Linked DNA regions of Mus musculus: regions 1 and 2 are each linked to region 3. Evidence: chromatin loops called from intact Hi-C (ENCODE). Cell type or tissue: heart. All regions are shown on one strand.

Region 1 (2,500 bases), 72 kb after region 3:
CGACAAGACCGTGAGGTCATCAGAGAAGCCTGTGATTCTAAGAAGCCTGTGATTCCGGCCCTTGCTTTTCCCCGTTCCTCCATCTGCCCATCAGGTCCACCTGCCTGTTTAGGTCTAACTCACCCCTTTGATCTCTGATGACACAATCTCACTGGCCAATTGATTTTCGTTTGTGGGAGATTGAAGGGCATTATGTGAGAGCCCCTTTTATGCCAATTGTTCCATGAGAAACGCTCTATTTCCCCATTGAAAATGACAGCGGGTGCCCGTAAAGAGGCAGTGCAGTGTGCAGGAAGGACCGGCTGCCTCCCAGCTCATGGAAGGCCACTGGAGAAAGTAGTTTCATTAAGTACTGCTCGCGTGCGTGCCTTGTGGGTGGTCACACCCATCTCACCATGCCCTCTAGACCGTTGGGACTCGGAAGAACTGGTTTCTTCCTTAGGTGTCTTGGGACGTTTTTTCTTTTAATGAACCACTTGAGACTGCTCTAAAGGGTAGAGTAATTACTGCATAGTGTCAAGTCTGTCTTTGCTCTCCCCAAAGCCCCTACTCTCGACAATAAGGAGATGGTGAGTATGCCTGCCGTATGCCTTGAAAATCAAAGATGGCTGACTTCTGAGCTAAAGGGACTCCTCCAGATTTTAACGATTCACTTAGAATCCTGTTTGTAATCTTCCACCGAGAACTCTGTCCAGAAAGTGTCCAGAAAGAAGGACTATACGTTTAGCCTGAACCCTAATCTTTAGCAGACCATCAGATGTATGCAGTTGATTGGACCTACCATGGGCCATACCAGGAAGGGAGTGTTGGGTGGGACCCTTTCTTAAGACCATCCTGGAGAGGGGACATGGTTGGCAAGATGACTTATTTGGTAAAATGTTGCAAGCGTGAAGTCCCGAGTTTGGATACTCAGTATCCCACATTTTAAAGAAGCCAGGAACAGCAGTGTCTGCCTATGATCTGAACACTAGGGGGAGGAGACACAGGAGGATCCTGGGAGCTCATTGGTCAGCCAGTGCAGTTTCGTCAATAAGCTCCAGGTTCAGGGAGAGATCCTGCCTCCACCAAAAAACAAAAAAAAACATCAGAGAGTAATTGAGGCAAGTTCCTAAGATTGACCTCAGGCCTGCACACACACAGACTGTCATCCCATACGTGTGTAGGCACACACGAAAAGACTCCAGCCCGCCTCTGTCTGAGGGAATAGGCTTTTGTCAGAAGTCCTTTTCTACTTAAATTTTCACCATCCTTGGGATCTATTACTCTGTTCAACGTGGAGTGAATGGATGAACAGGACTCGTTGTTAAAGGCAGCCCGGGCCAGCTGGGAACACAAGGCCTTGGTTTTCCTGTGTCCAGCTTACATCTGCATAGACAGAAACTCAGCCACCAGGAGAAACACCACATGTGTGAGACTGAACACAAAATGTCGTGGCGTGGATTCCTCTGTGGCTATTGAGGAAAGGGTGTCGACGTGAGAACTTCTTGAGAGAAGCTCAAGGATGTGGAGTGTGGAGTCACATAGTCATCTGGATGCCAGCGGGGTGAGTGTCGCAGAGCAGTCTCTGGCCTTCGGGAACTTGGCCTCTAAGAATCTGAGCTGGAGTTGGAAATCCACATAGGGGGCGGGGCGGGGGACAAAGCTTTTCCATCAGTCCCGAGTGTCAATAAAGCACTTCCCTCTCCTGCCATCTCAGCTAAGTGCCTCTTAAGTGCTCATTAGTGGGAACTGGTCTGCAGAGGGCTGTGTTCGGATTGTGGGCACCAGGGTGTGATCAGCAAAGGTGGCTTTGGGGACTCTGGCTCTAAAAAGGTGAGAGGGAACCCGATGGACTATGTACTCAGATGCTGGCGTTTGATATTCTTTAGGTTGGGCTTTGGCTTGGGGGTTTGTTTGGTTGTTTGGTTGGTTGTTTATTGAAACAGTTTTACATAGCCCAGTTTGGCCTCACACTGTCCTTGAACTCCTGATCCCCCTACTCCTACCCTGCCACCTCTACCTGCCCCCAATGCCGGGATTACAGAAGTGGGCCATCCAGTACCGGAAGCAGAAGTAACCAGGGATCCTGAGGGCTTCGGGGAGAGCACAAGTCGGTGGTTTCCAGGGGAGATGGGCCCACCCTGCACACTGGAACACAGGAGAGTTTTGTTGATTGGACGTATTGATTTTGAATTCAGGAAATTTCAGATACTGGATTGCTGGCTTCTTTCAACAACCGGGAGGCACGTGGCAGCATGGCCCTGCCTTGTTCCGGAGCAGCTGCAGCCAGACATGAGTGGCCACTGCAGTGTCACCCGGGTGCCCAGCTCTTCTCAGCCTGCCTGTCCATGTCCCCTCATCCCCACTTCACCCAGACATCTGGATTAGAATGCTCAGTGGGGAGTGTGCTTGCTGAATTCTGAGTCCTGCCAGGTTTGTGTGACCAAGCAGTGCTGTAGAAAGAGGGATAGGATGAATAATGGGACAGAGCTGGTGACGCTAACCATCCAGCTTAACTGTG
Region 2 (2,500 bases), 130 kb after region 3:
TGGCAAGCTACCCACCTCCTCTCCTGGCACTGTTCAGTCCTGGCAATTAACAGGCTAGCTTGGTTGCTAGAAAGGGCTCCCCCCACCCCGCTTTGTCATTGTGCTTTGTAGCCACTGCACTTCAGGTCACCAAGTGGCAGCCCCTTAGATTTCTTCCCTGTTTGGCATCCGAAAGTCTAAGCCAGGGCCAGCACACTGTCTCTAATGCTCAGTGAGTTTTAGAAAAGAGTCTGCCTGAGACGCTAGTGAGAACCCAGGAGCCCTGTGCCCCCTGCAGGGGTCGGACTGCAGTCCCGAGGGTCACCCCCTCTTGTTTCAGTTGTCTACTGCAATTTGCAGAGAGGCACAGTTAATTAAAGCCTTGGCTTCTAACAGTTCGTGCCCCTGGTGTCACTCAGTGTGTGGGATACATTCTGCAAGAAGGGCCATCGCGCGCAAAATGCCACTTCCAGAACAGCCAAGAGCATGGCTGTCTACTCATCTTACCTTCTGAAATCAAAATCTATCCACCTACTCCAGTCTCTCCCTAAAACGTGGTGGTGTAGACGGATCTCAGCTGCTCGCATCTCCTGAATCACCTGCCTAGTAGCTCCCTTGACAATCCTTATGAATCATCTTTAACCCCTGTGGAGAAACTAGGTCACCATAAGCCATCTCCAAAGGCTTATATAATCCTTGGTTGGAATTTTCCCAGAGACGGAACTCTCAATAATAAACAAAACAGCAGAATGGACCAAGAGGGGTGGGGAATGCTGTCTGGAACCGGGGTATATGTCCTTTATATAGGGCTCCACAGAAGAAAGACCACAGGAAACAGGTTGTGCCCTGCCTGCCCTGCCTGCCGTGACAGCCCTTCCCCAGCCTGCTTCCAAGCAAGCAGGTGGAAAGGGTGCCTTCAGGGGAGGAATGATGGCAGGAATGGCCTGCTGCTCTACTTATGGCCTCTCATAGTGTTAGCCAGGGCTGCCCTCCAATGGCAGAGCTGCAAGCTCCCTGCTGAGGTTAATTTTAGACCTTGCAAAGACTAAGGGAGATGCATATCAAAGAGCGAGGCAGGTGAAGTGCTGATGGCCAGCACAGTGTGCAGGAATGTTTGTTTTATGCCTCGGACCTTTCAGAACAGAAATGAGCTTTAGACCCTGGAAAGTGGCTCCGTCAGTAGTACTTGTGTGAGCACCTGAGTCCCAGACGTGGGGTTTGGGGTTAGGGAATACATGCCTGTAATTCTGGTGCTAGGGGGGCAGGGACAAGCAATCCCTAGCTCAATGGCCATCGAGTATGCACTGATCCATGCTGCTTCTCCCTGGCCAGGTGTGAGTGTCACAGTCTAGCTGATTTGAGAAGGCCTTGGAGACATTTAAGAAAACCAGTAAGTGCTGGGGAGTCTGGTGCTGAAGCCTGTGCAGTGGCTCCAGCAACCGTTCTCTTCTCCCGGGTTGCTGGGAGAAAAGATGGGAATGCTGTCGACCAGAAAGGGATGCTTAGACCTCTTCTACTGAGCACACAGAGTTAGAAGTTGCCTTCAAATGTGTATTTTCTTTAGTATTTGACTGAGCTGCCTCCTAACTCCATCTCAGAACGTGAGGTGATGGGTTGTGTTGGTCTTTGAATGTATTGATTTTTTTTTTTCAGGAGGTGCATAGTGAGAGAAGGGGTCTTAGTCAGGGTTTCCATTGCTGTAATGAAACACCACAAACAAAAAGCAAGTTGGGAAGAAGGGGTTTATTTGTCCAGGTCATAGTCCATCATTGGAGGAAGTCAGGTAGAAACTCAAGCTGGGCTAGAACCTGGAGGCAGGAGCTGATGCAGGGGCCATAGAGGGGTGCTGCTTACTGGCTTGCTTCATGTGGCTTGCTCAGCCTGCTTTCTTATAGAGCTCCAGGACCAACAGCCCAAGGATGGCGCCACCTACCATGGGCTTGGGCCTCCCCCATTGATCATTAATTAAGACAATGCCTTACAGCTGGATCTCATGGAGGCATTTCCTCAACTGAGGCTCCTTCCTCTCTGATGACTCTAGCTTGTGTCAAGTTGACACACAAAACCAGCCAGTACAGAAGGGAAAGAAAGATGCTAATTTTAGGCTAAGGGCAGGCGACTGGGCTCATATTCCTGCCTAGTGTTCAGTGGAAAAGGAGACGGCTCTCAATGCCTTTTTCCACAGAGCCATTGTGAACTGGCTGTGCCAGTTTCCAGAGACCTCATTCCTGACACTTGCGGGTGGGGACAGAAAGGAGAAGAGATGGAGGCACACTTAAGTGTCACAGCTGGCTCTTGGCAGCCAGTGAGCGGGCACATGCATGCTCACCATCTCAGTCTGGAGTGTGCTGCCAGTGAGGAAAACCAAGAAATGGCAGGGACTGGAGGCCAGACTCAGCAGCTCCCCTGAGAAGGAGGGCTGGGTTCAGAGGGTGAGCCACCTTACGTAAACGTTCCCAGGCAGTTTCAAATCTCAGGCACACATCTGCTACTGCTGCCAGGTTGCTTTGAAATGAATACA
Region 3 (2,500 bases):
CAAGATAATGTGGTTTAAAACAGCTGGGGTTTTTAGAGCAGAGATGGAGCTTCGAAAGGTCTTCTCAGCGCCCATGAACGTCAGCCAAGTTAGAGACTTCTGGACGAGTCTGAATATTCCTCCAGATTCATACTGAGAAATAAGGGATTTTGGGTTGGGGGTAGTTCAGATTTGACAGTCATGTTATTGCATCAACATAATCTGGTAGCTACATGTTCATCTGACCTCATCTACTCGGGGCAAAGAGGAGCAGAGAGCATTTAATGGTGTCCTGTTGTCAGCCTGAGAAATCATTAGCAAATGAACAGGAAACTTTGGAGAATAACTACAATATAGCCCTGTATTTGCCTACCACAAAATTCTCTGTACTGTATTAATATGTTTTCATTTTAATTTTTCTTTGCAGAGTATTGGGAAAGGGTCATTGTGGTGCATCGACCCAGAGTATAGACAAAATCTAATTCAGGCTCTGAAAAAGACACCTTACCACCCACCTCCTACTCCTCAGGCTTATCAAAGGTAAGTGACTCGCACTATCGGGGGTTTTTGTTTTCTTAAAGTCTCCTGGAATTTTGTTATTTTAGCAGAGACAGTCTCTAAAACTAATTTAGTAGGCCGTATGAATGTTTTAAAAATAACTACAGACTAATGGGAAAAAGAATTAAGTCTGATGAGGAGGCACATCCATTGGCTATGCATTTCCTGGGAAGCTTACCGCTTCTGTAGCTCCGACTGAGCGGGTGTGGCTCCGGAAGGGCTCCTGGTAGGTAAATAGCGTCTTCCTGGGTAGAATCGGTTACAGAGGAAAGTGGACAGCTTTTCTATCTCTGCGGGTCACGCTTTGTTGGAATAAGAGCGGTGAGGCACACAGGTGATTCCACCTTCCCATGGCCTGCCTCTAGAGATGTGGAAAGAAGGCAGGCTCGGTTGTTGTCATCCGGTTTCCATGTCGACAGGCTCCTGAGTGATGGGTTTGTTGTGGTTACTAAGTGTTTGTCTTGAGAACCATGGCCACTTTCCCTCCTCACGTGTCTGGCTGTCATGAGACTGAGGTCATGAGTGCATTTTTACAAATATACAATGGGAGGGGTGTTAGGTAGATTGTCACAGTTTAAAAAGCATGTCAGTGCTAAGTTAGAAGAAAGGGCCTTACAGAACAAAGAGCCGGATTTCAACCTGTGGATGGAGTCTTAGCTCTTCACGGTGCTTGTCATCAGGCCCACTAAGAAAGTTTGAAAATTACTTTATTTAAGTGTACAGCTGTTTCACTTTCATTTATGTCTGTGTAGCATTTGAATGCTTGGTGACTGTGGAGGCCAGAAGAGGGCATTGCATCCCCTGGAACTGGAATTACAGGCGATTTGAGCCACTGTGTCAGTGCTAGGAATTGAACCTGGATCCTCTGGAGGAGCAGCCGGTGCTCTTAGATCACTAAACCATCTTTCCAGTCCCCTACCAAGAAGTTCTAGAAGGCATGTAGCAGCATTTCCTTTGTTAACTGGTTAAGAGAAACTGCCAGTGGAGTAGACATTTATGTTAATTGGGAATGGCCCGGTGTCAGAAGGCTGGGGAATTTTACAGTCCACTTGCAGATTTTTCTGTTCTGATGTTTATTCTGCAGGAGGGCACACAGAGTGAGCCTTCCAACGTGGCATTAATGAAGTTCTTGTGCGTTCCATCACAGACCCTAGACAATCAGTCTCCGGCAAGAGACGGGAGAAGCAGCTGGGCTCTATGAGAAGACTGCTGTATGTCTGCCTTTGCTAGGCGATTAGCGTGATGGTAGCCATAGTAACTGGAGTGTCTCCATAGTAACGCGTAGCTGAGACAGGTGCACTTGCATCACAAGGCTGTTTGTTGCCTGGCAAAAGGACAGGCCATTAGTACTTAGACATAAGCTGTTGCCTTAGAAACAAATAACCCTACATAGCAACTACAGTTGGTTCGCAAGGGTATTTTTGGGGGGCTGGGGGAAGGAAGGTTGTAGCTGCTTTTGTCTGTGTTCATAAAAATCAGTGGAAGCATACTTTATTTGAAATGACAACTCGAGGTCATATAGCTGTAGGAGGAAGAGATGGGATTTTCCAGAGCAGCCTAGCCTACATTGTAGGAATGTCCAGAAGGGGAGAGCCATATGCCTGCCTCTCTTCTTGTGATGGTAGCCATTCCTGAAATAGAAGCTGGGATTGGGGTTAGAGAGTTGCTTTTTTATGGGGTTGGTGGGGAGCCTGGCACTAATTATTGCAATACTGTCGATATTCAGTTTCCAAGCCCACCCCACTAGTTTCTCTAGTTTCTCCCTTAGAAGTATGTCACACCCGTTTGCTTCTAGCAAGTTAAAAATGTAAGTGTTATTCACTGGGTCGTGTCATTGGTTCATTTAGGCCAGTGCCTTGTTGCCAAATGTGACCCCCAGGGAAACACTGCAATTATTTAATAATTTGAAGGATTATAATAGAACTCTGGGGGTAGCAAGTAGAATACACACAGGCCAGAGGTA

What was found. A loop is a pair of places that touch in the nucleus more often than their neighbours do. Peaks named below come from ENCODE experiments on the same cell type or tissue, not always from the same donor. Only the 100,000 strongest peaks of a DNase experiment are listed, where the experiment ranks them.
Region 1: a loop joins it to region 3, with 2.0 times the contacts of the local background. A loop is called at or near these places in 2 of 42 quality-filtered maps.
Region 2: a loop joins it to region 3, with 2.1 times the contacts of the local background. A loop is called at or near these places in 3 of 42 quality-filtered maps.

The regions. Positions count from the first base shown.
Region 1 is chr12:99,267,006-99,269,505 of GRCm38, reverse strand. The region is part of intron 4 of Foxn3 (forkhead box N3); the gene reads left to right. Among named protein-coding and RNA genes, the nearest start is that of Gm46371, 62 kb to the left of the region's middle. In heart, a CTCF peak has its summit at 961 (motif pointing right); a DNase peak (open chromatin) is centred at 1,455; H3K27ac peaks cover 394 bases.
Region 2 is chr12:99,214,110-99,216,609 of GRCm38, reverse strand. All of the region lies in intron 4 of Foxn3 (forkhead box N3), which reads left to right. Among named protein-coding and RNA genes, the nearest start is that of 4930474N09Rik, 53 kb to the right of the region's middle. In heart, a CTCF peak has its summit at 973; a DNase peak (open chromatin) is centred at 2,309; H3K4me3 peaks cover 129 bases; H3K27ac peaks cover 2,037 bases.
Region 3 is chr12:99,339,441-99,341,940 of GRCm38, reverse strand. It overlaps Foxn3 (forkhead box N3), which reads left to right. Exons shown (of 6, transcript NM_183186.2): 3 at 407-519. 3300002A11Rik (RIKEN cDNA 3300002A11 gene) reads right to left here and starts at 910. Exons shown (of 3, transcript NR_166805.1): 1 at 716-910. RefSeq lists an enhancer at 670-2,500. In heart, a CTCF peak has its summit at 1,314 (motif pointing right); a DNase peak (open chromatin) is centred at 850; H3K27ac peaks cover 591 bases.